3 separate regions of the Homo sapiens genome follow, and regions 2 and 3 are each linked to region 1. The links are chromatin loops, found by intact Hi-C in ENCODE. Cell type or tissue: ascending aorta. All regions are shown on one strand. Region 1 has its middle 11 kb from the start of TRC-GCA9-3. Region 2 holds the start of LOC124901771 (a long non-coding RNA gene). Region 3 holds the start of LOC728743 (zinc finger domain-containing protein LOC728743).

Region 1 (2,500 bases):
GAAAGCACCACCGGTCTAGCTGGGCCTGAAATCCTAGCCGTCCCTAAAAGCCCGGCTCAAATCACAGAGGCGCAGAGCATCAGGCCAGGAGGGGTGGACAGCGGTACCAAGAGGCCCCCTGACACTCCTTCCCCCGGAGCCCACCGCAAGCTTCCACCTGGGCGCCAACACTCACCCCTTCCTATTTTGCACAATTATTGCCCGCGTACCTGCCTGCCTGGTCCTTGAACACACAGCCACTGTGTGTCTTTTCACACTTCCAGGTGTGCAAGCCTGGGCAAGTTAACTTCTCTAAGCCCCAGGTTTTTCTTTTGCATGACAGAGATAACACCAGTACCCATCCCACAGGCTTGCTGTGAGGACAGAAGGACAGACTAAGGCCTCAACAGGACTTGGTGCAGTACCTGGCTCTATATTCCCTTCCGCGCCGACCCTGGGGAGCTGGGCACGTAAGGGGTGTCGGTATACGCGGATTCGAAGCCTCACAACTCCCAGGTACCACTAAGCCGCTGGGGGGAGCTGGGGGAGGGACCCACAGGCCGAGCGCCAAGCAGAGAAAAGAGCCTCGGGTGGGGGGACGCAGATGTAGGGTTCAGCGGCTGGGGCGGGGGCAGGAAGCCCCGGAGGGGCCAAGGATCTTGGCGTGGGGCGGCCCGGGGCGGGGACAACCGTTCCGCCAGCGCTCGGGCTCGGCCCGGAGTGGGGGGCCCGGCTGGCAAGCGCAGTAGGCCCCGGCAGACGCCGCGGCCCTGTTCCCCGGAGCCCCAGGCGCGGTAGTACGGCTCGGCTCCCGCAGCCCCCGTGTGCCGGGCCCGGGTCGCCCGGGGAATCCAGGCCGCGAGTTCGTGCGCGCGCTGGTCGCCCTTACCGGAGCTGCGGCCGCCTCCTCCATGGCCCTGCGCTGTCCCCCGCGGCCCAGATAAAGTCGTCGCCGCTGCTGCGCGCGGCCCCACGCAGGGCCCGCCTCCCGGTGCTCTCCGCAGGCGGCGCCCGCCCAGCCCTGTCTCTGCCGCCGCTGCTCCCTGACTGCCCCTGCCCTGCGCCGCCCGCAGTTGCGTCAACGCCTTTAGCGCCCGGCCGGTCCGCACTGTATCCTGGGAGCCGGCGCGGCCGACGAAGGCACATGAGGCTTCCTGGAGGCAGGCAGCCGCACAGCCCCACCTGCAGCTCCGGAGGCGAACTGCAGGCGCGACCCCGCCTGGCCCGCGCCCGGGAGCTGACCCCGCGACCCCTGGCCGACCCCTCGCCCCTTCCCCGACTGCCGCGTGTGCGCGCGCAGTCACTGCGCTGGCCCCGCGACCCAGGCCGAGGGACTCGGTTACCGAAAGAGTCCCCCTCATAAGACCCGCCTGGCCGCGCCCGCGGGCAAGCAGGGGCTTCCAGGCAGGGCCCTCCCCGGTGACCGCGGGCAGTGTGGCCCCCTCGCCCAGCTGGGCCCCGGCGCGGCCGAACAGGCACTTCTGCCGCCCGAGGTCCTGGGCCTGGAGGTTTGGGCTGTTTTCGGGGGGCAGCTGTAACTCATCCCCATCTGTGTTTGAAGTGGAATAAATACTTCGAACAATAGGAATATACCGGTAGATGCTACTTAGCATTTTCTACCATGTGTTTATTACAGTAAATATTTTTTAATGGCATGAGCAATGGAACGCAATACCATCATTGAACATTATTTTGGGGAAGAAATTGGTATGGACAGATGTTCATGATATTTTAAGAGAAAAAGCCTGTCCAGAACGATCCTGTCTTTGTTTTAAAATTAACACTTTAAAACAATATATGACATCATATGTAGTATTATATACCGTGTATATGTGTATCTATAGTTTTGAAAGTTTGGAAGCATACAAATGTCAACATAGACTAAGTAGTTTTCTTTAATAGAGCACAGGCCGTTTTTACGCATTTTATTTTCCCAATTCATGTTTTTATTTTTCAATAACAAGGATAGTATTTTTAAACGAGAGAAAAATAAACATTTAAAAGTCCTTAAGAGGCTGAGGATGGAGGGCGCCTTGGACGGGGGCCCCCACGTGGTTACAGAGGCGCATTGCCTTTCAGATTCCTGGGCTGAGTGGGGCTCTTTCCAGCTGGGGAACCTGCGACATGTGATGTGGGGTCTATGGGGCTTGCCAGGCCTAGGGACCGGGATCTGAACATTCTCCCCTAGTTTCTCTTCATCAGCGTGGGCTGTACGTTCAGTGTATAAAAATGGAATTGCCCCAGGAGTCGTGTGGGCGAAGACCTTACTCATAGTGTTGCCGATGCTCCTGCGTCCGACTTGCTTCTTTGGGTCGCAGGCACAACCTAGCTATTCTCTGATGCCTCTCATCTCTGGGCGATTGTCCCTCAAATGAGGGGGTTTAGAGATTTCCTGCCTGGAGCCTTTGGCATCATTTTGTCTTTTGGAGTAAATCCGACAAAGGGTAAAATCACCCTACTCACCCCGTGAGCTGTAGGAGAATGTCCCTGGACCTGCCCCAGGTTTTTCCTGTTTTTTTTT
Region 2 (2,500 bases), 120 kb after region 1:
TTGGTGGTAATCTGGACATGGATCTTTAAGATGATGGAGAAGTTCATAGAGCAACAGTTCTCTTCCCTGAGTGCAAACTGGGGTCACTTGAGAGAGATTTAAAAAATCAGGTTTAGGCCCCACCTGTACAGATTCTCATTCATGGAGAATGAGATGATTGATAGATGGAGTTGGCATCTATCATCTATCTAGCCATATGTATGCGTGTATAAACTTTTTATTAAAATACAATATACAAAAACGTACACATTCAATTGGTATATTTATAAATTGCTGGAGATTCTGCCATGCAGCCCGTATTGAGAACCATTCTTGTTGGCAAAACTGTAGAACAATCAGAGTTTACCACTGCTGCCTCCCAGCCATTCCCCCTGCTAACCACAGAGAACTTCTGCATCTGTCTGCCTTCCACAGGCAGCATGCGTTTATTGCATGCCAGATTTCAGAGTGCCAGGAGCCCGGGAGCAGCCACTGTACGTCTCAGCAGGCTGGTGGCACTGCATTAGGCGGCCGCAGTTCGCCAGAACAGTGGGCCAGGCAGGGACCACAGGCCCCCAAAGATAAGCGGGCGGAGGTCTCCAGAAGGAGCTGTGAGTGTGTGCAAGCCCCGCCACAGTCCCGGGTCGCAGCTGAGAATAATCGAGCCAGACTTTCCTTTACCTCCCCTCCCCACCAATAATGACACATCTGCTCTGAGTCCCAGTACCTTGGGAAATTCTCAACTAGGAAACTAAGTAAATTAATCCATTCTCTTACCTCCTCCCAGGAAATAATTTGTATTTTGCCAGAAACTTTCAATCGACTTTGAGGCTGCTGTGAGCAGAACAGGAAGCTGTTCTGAATCTGGAATGCCTTTGCTCCTCCATCAAACCACACTGAGACCACCTGCTCTGCCAGACCTCGGGCAGAGAGGCAGGAACCTGCGTTTCTGGAATCCCTATTTCGGAGGGGAGAGCTGGTCAAGGAAAGGGGCTTCCGTTCCAGCGCCTCGGCGCCATCTGCTGGGAAAGAGAGGCAATGACAATTCAGGGCTGCAACTGGTCCCCGTAGGGGGCTGAAGGGAAAACAGAAGTCGTGAAGCCCACCTTCCTACTCCCGAACATTACCTTAAGGGCTTCCTCAGAGATCCCACGCTGCCTTGTATATGAAGCCACCTTGTGTGTATTACTGGACAGAGGGTGAAGAGACGCCTTGCTACCAGCTCTCTTTCTACAGCAGAGCTTGGTTCTGCAGTCACCATGCTGGAAGGTGGGGGAAGGGCAGCCTCCTTCGGAGGTTCCCCACTGCCGAGAGAATCAGGTGTGTGCCTAATCCTGGCACAGGCTTCCAGAGAGGCAGCCACGAGCAGCGGTGCTGGGTTCAGATGAGGACATCACCTGTGGGGCTGTGGAAGGGACTCCTACTTGGAGGGAGTGAATGATGAGAGCCAGATGAACTTTAACATCACGTCCCAATTTAGGATTTCATATACCTGTCAGGTCTGATGTGAGATTTTTTTTTTTTGAGACAGGGTCTCACTCTGTCACCCACGCTGGAGTGCAGTGACATGGTCATACCTCACTGCAGCCTGGAACTCCTGGGTTCAAGCAATCCTCCCACCTCAGCCTCCCAAGTAGGTGGGACTACAGGTGTGCACCACCACGCACAGCCGGGTTTTTTTTTTTTTTTTTTTTTTTTTAAAGAGACAGGGTCTTGCTATGTTGCTCAGGTCTGTCTCAAACTTCTGGGCTCAAGTGATCCTTCCACGCTGGCCTCCCAAAGTGCTGGGATTACAGGTGTGAGCCATCATGCCTGGCCAAGATGAATTTGTACCTTGAAAATATTGTGGCCAGGCGCGGTGGCTCATCCTGTAATCACAGCACTTTGGGAAGACAAAGCGGGCAGATCACTTGAGGTCAGGAGTTCAAGACCAGCCTGGTCAACTTGGTGAAACCCCGTCTCTACTAAAAATACAAAAATTAGGTGGGCGTGGCGGCACATGCCTGTAATCCCAGCTACTTGGGAGGCTGAAGCAGGAGAATCACTTAAACCCGGGAGGTGGAGGTTGCAGTGAGCCGAGATCGCGCCATTGCACTCCAGCCTGGGCAACAAGAGCGAAACTCCGTCACAAAAAAAAAAAAGAAAAGAAAAAAAAGAAAGAAAATATCGTTTGAATGTGTGGCTCAAATAAGACCATTGAAAGCATAATTGTAAAATGTTGAAGTTTTGTGCCAATGTGTGCAAATATTTGGAGAGAGAGACCACATTCTCATTTAGACTCTTAAAGCAAACCATGTATTTTCCAGGAATGTTTCCTTGACATTGGCTTGACTTCGTGCCAGATCCCTTACTTCTCCCTGGCAGTGGCGAGTCCCTAACTTGACCCAACATTGCCTGAGCTGTTCTGTTTACTAACTACAGCAACAGCAACTAACACTTACTGAGAATTTATTATATGCTAATCACAAGAATGACATTTAATAAGGACCTGTGTTGGAAAGATTTGAGAACAGTCCTGCCC
Region 3 (2,500 bases), 780 kb after region 1:
TTTCAATTTTATTTTCCCGTCTATAAAATGGGATAAAACCCACACAAGGTAGGGTGCACATGGTTATTGGAAGGTTCCCACGAGATCATAACATGGAAAAGGGCTTTGTAAAAGGCAAAGTTATGTCCGAGTAAGGGACATTATCATTAAATGGCAGCTGGAAGCTGTAATTTGGTTCTGCCCTCTCACGCCCGCTGCTACTCCAGACGTCGTAAGTTGCTCTTTTATGGGATATCTCTGGCTTGACTGCGGGTTCCGTTCTGAGGAGGTGGGGTCAGCAGGGGCCTGATGTCTTCTTCCTTTCCCTCTGGTCACTCTAGTGATATAACCCAGGCCATATAGTCAGGCAGACTTTGGCGAAACTGTCAGCGAGGGCAGCTCCTCGATTCGGCCCCTTTGACTATTGTCTCCAGTCCTGAAACCCTCGCCCAGGGCCGCTCCGCCGCCGGGCTCCGGCGCTCAGCCCATGTCACCCGGGGAAAGGCCGGCGCCTCCGTCCGACCCTCTTTCCTGTCGCTGGGGGCGGTTTGTGGGCCTGGCCTTGGGATTAGGAAAATAGGGATGGTGCTATAACGGCCGAATGCAGGCCTCAGGGAATCCCGAAAGGGGGAATGTCTGGGTCGGCGGATCGGGGGGCTTGAGAGGGCCCGCTCCGTGGGACGTTCAGGCCCCGGAACCGGCCCCCGCATGGTCGCCGCTCCGGCCCGGGCGGGCGCAGCGCTGGCAGCCCCGTTTTCCGCCAGCCGGGCTGCCGGAGAGTTAGACCTCCCAGCCTCACGGGGCTGCTGTGCGGCTGCGACGACGCCGGCGACTGCGGCGCTGCAGCGGAGACGGAAGGCTCGGGAGGCGGCGCCATGTGAGTGCGCGCGGGGCCGCGCTGGGGCCGCGGCGGGAGGTTACCGTATTTACCGAGGCCAGAGCCGGACCCTCGGGGGCGGGTCACTGCGGGCGTGCTACCGTATTTGCCGGGTCCCGCGCAGGTCCTTTCCGGGAGTGGGAGCGCCGGGACTTAATTACGTATTTATCCAGGGTTGCGTGGCTCCGCGGGGGGGCGCTGCGGCCGTGGGGGGTGGGCTGCATTCATTCCCTCTGGGAGCTGGGGCTTGCAGTCGGGCGGGGTGGGTTGCGGCAGCAGGGTGGAGGCCTACGTATTTTCGTGGGGGTGGGGTTGCGACGCAGAGTTTACCATATTTCTCCAGGGTTGCTCCGGCCGCAGAAGTTGGCAAGGTTGTGTGTAAGGTCGGGTGGGGTGGGGTCAGCTCTCCCGATTAATGCAGCTATTTGATAAGAGCAACGTCGCGGGACGCTTGCCGTCTTTATGGGGGCGGGGAGAAGGGGCGCGGGTGTCGCTGCGGGAGAGTTACCGTATTTGCGTTGAGCAGCGCAGACTGTAGAGCAAAGAGCTGCGGCCGGAGACCGGAGGAGCAGGGGCTCAGCTGGGCTGTGAGTGTGGCATGGGAGGAAAGAACTTGGGGGAGAGACGGGGGGCCTTTCGGCGTGCAGGCGGGGCCTCAGTCAGGGGTATAGCTGGGGAGAGTGAGGAGGCTGCCCAGTCACAGGGCCGGGCTGAGATTGGCCAAGGGGACTTTGATGATCTGTCTTTGCAGATGTCAGTGCAGCTGCCTGTGGAAAAGACTTGTGGGTGGGGTCTCTTGCAAGTAGGACTTGTCTCCTTCCCCAGGGTCAGTTCCACCCCGGCCTCGAGGGTACGGAAGACAGAGGAGGTGGCCCTGAGACCCCACTCTGCAGATAGGTTGACTGAGGCTGGAAGTGAAGAGAGGCCTTCGGGGAGGTCCAGTGGAATATTCAGCCGGCTTCCCTGATGGGGTTGGGGAGAATGGATGAGGCAGGCCTTAGGGCCCTGCAGGAGCCCAAGTTTTGGTGGGGGTCGTGGGAGTGGTGGCAGTAGACAGTGCATCTACAGGAGAAGTGGCCCTTTGGAATGCATGGCTCTGTGACGGCTGGGATGGTGGCAGTGGGGGGTGTGTGTGTGTTTTGAGGAGTGTTTAGTTGTTGAGCAGCTAGTACATTGAAAAGAGCTTTCAACAGTGAGACAGGAGACTTAAGGCCTAGTCCAGGCTCACCTTGCTCTGTGACCTTGGCAAGTATGTTGACCTCACTGAGCCTCAGTTTCCCCATCTTTAAAGTGGGGCTCAATAACCCTGCTCCGCCCCTTTCTCAGGGCTGTTGTGAGGACAATGGGAAACAATTTAAGAGGAACACAGTGTCCTGGGAAGAGGATCCTTTGGAGAAGCAGCATGAAGGGAGCTGGGTTTGGGGGTGTTGGCTGGGCACTGAGGGTGCTGCTCAGCCTTGGGCCAGGCTTTGCTGTGAGGATACCAAGAGGAATCACGCTGAGACCAGTCCCCCTGGGAGCCCACACCCTGGTTCAGTGACTTGGAAACCTTTTGAACACATGCCTCATTTTGATAAACAAAGAGCTGCCGCCTTTAATGTTTAACCGAGGTCACTTTCAAGTTTACAGGGTTGTGTTTTTTTT

The links. Hi-C counts contacts between places; a loop is a spot of excess contacts. Peaks named below come from ENCODE experiments on the same cell type or tissue, not always from the same donor. Only the 100,000 strongest peaks of a DNase experiment are listed, where the experiment ranks them.
Region 2: it touches region 1 in a loop (2.6-fold over the local background); 11 of 110 quality-filtered maps call a loop at or near these places.
Region 3: a loop joins it to region 1, with 4 times the contacts of the local background. A loop is called at or near these places in 2 of 110 quality-filtered maps.

What each region holds. Positions count from the first base shown.
Region 1 is chr7:149,623,674-149,626,173 of GRCh38, forward strand. It overlaps the pseudogene ZNF767P. Among named protein-coding and RNA genes, the nearest start is that of TRC-GCA9-3, 11 kb to the right of the region's middle. RefSeq lists silencers at 605-704, 725-1,474. In ascending aorta, CTCF peaks have their summits at 1,183, 1,386 and 2,021; DNase peaks (open chromatin) are centred at 428, 732, 1,098 and 2,058; H3K4me3 peaks cover 2,000 bases; H3K27ac peaks cover 1,332 bases.
Region 2 is chr7:149,741,351-149,743,850 of GRCh38, forward strand. LOC124901771 (a long non-coding RNA gene) reads right to left here and starts at 950. Exons shown (of 2, transcript XR_007060585.1): 1 at 757-950. RefSeq lists an enhancer at 556-1,085. In ascending aorta, a CTCF peak has its summit at 1,021 (motif pointing left); a DNase peak (open chromatin) is centred at 991; H3K4me3 peaks cover 1,036 bases.
Region 3 is chr7:150,404,462-150,406,961 of GRCh38, forward strand. It overlaps LOC728743 (zinc finger domain-containing protein LOC728743), which reads left to right and starts at 1,215. Exons shown (of 3, transcript NM_001395976.1): 1 at 1,215-1,443. RefSeq lists a silencer at 518-977 and enhancers at 1,686-2,194, 2,488-2,500. In ascending aorta, a CTCF peak has its summit at 1,023; DNase peaks (open chromatin) are centred at 418, 860 and 1,400; H3K4me3 peaks cover 2,500 bases; H3K27ac peaks cover 2,500 bases.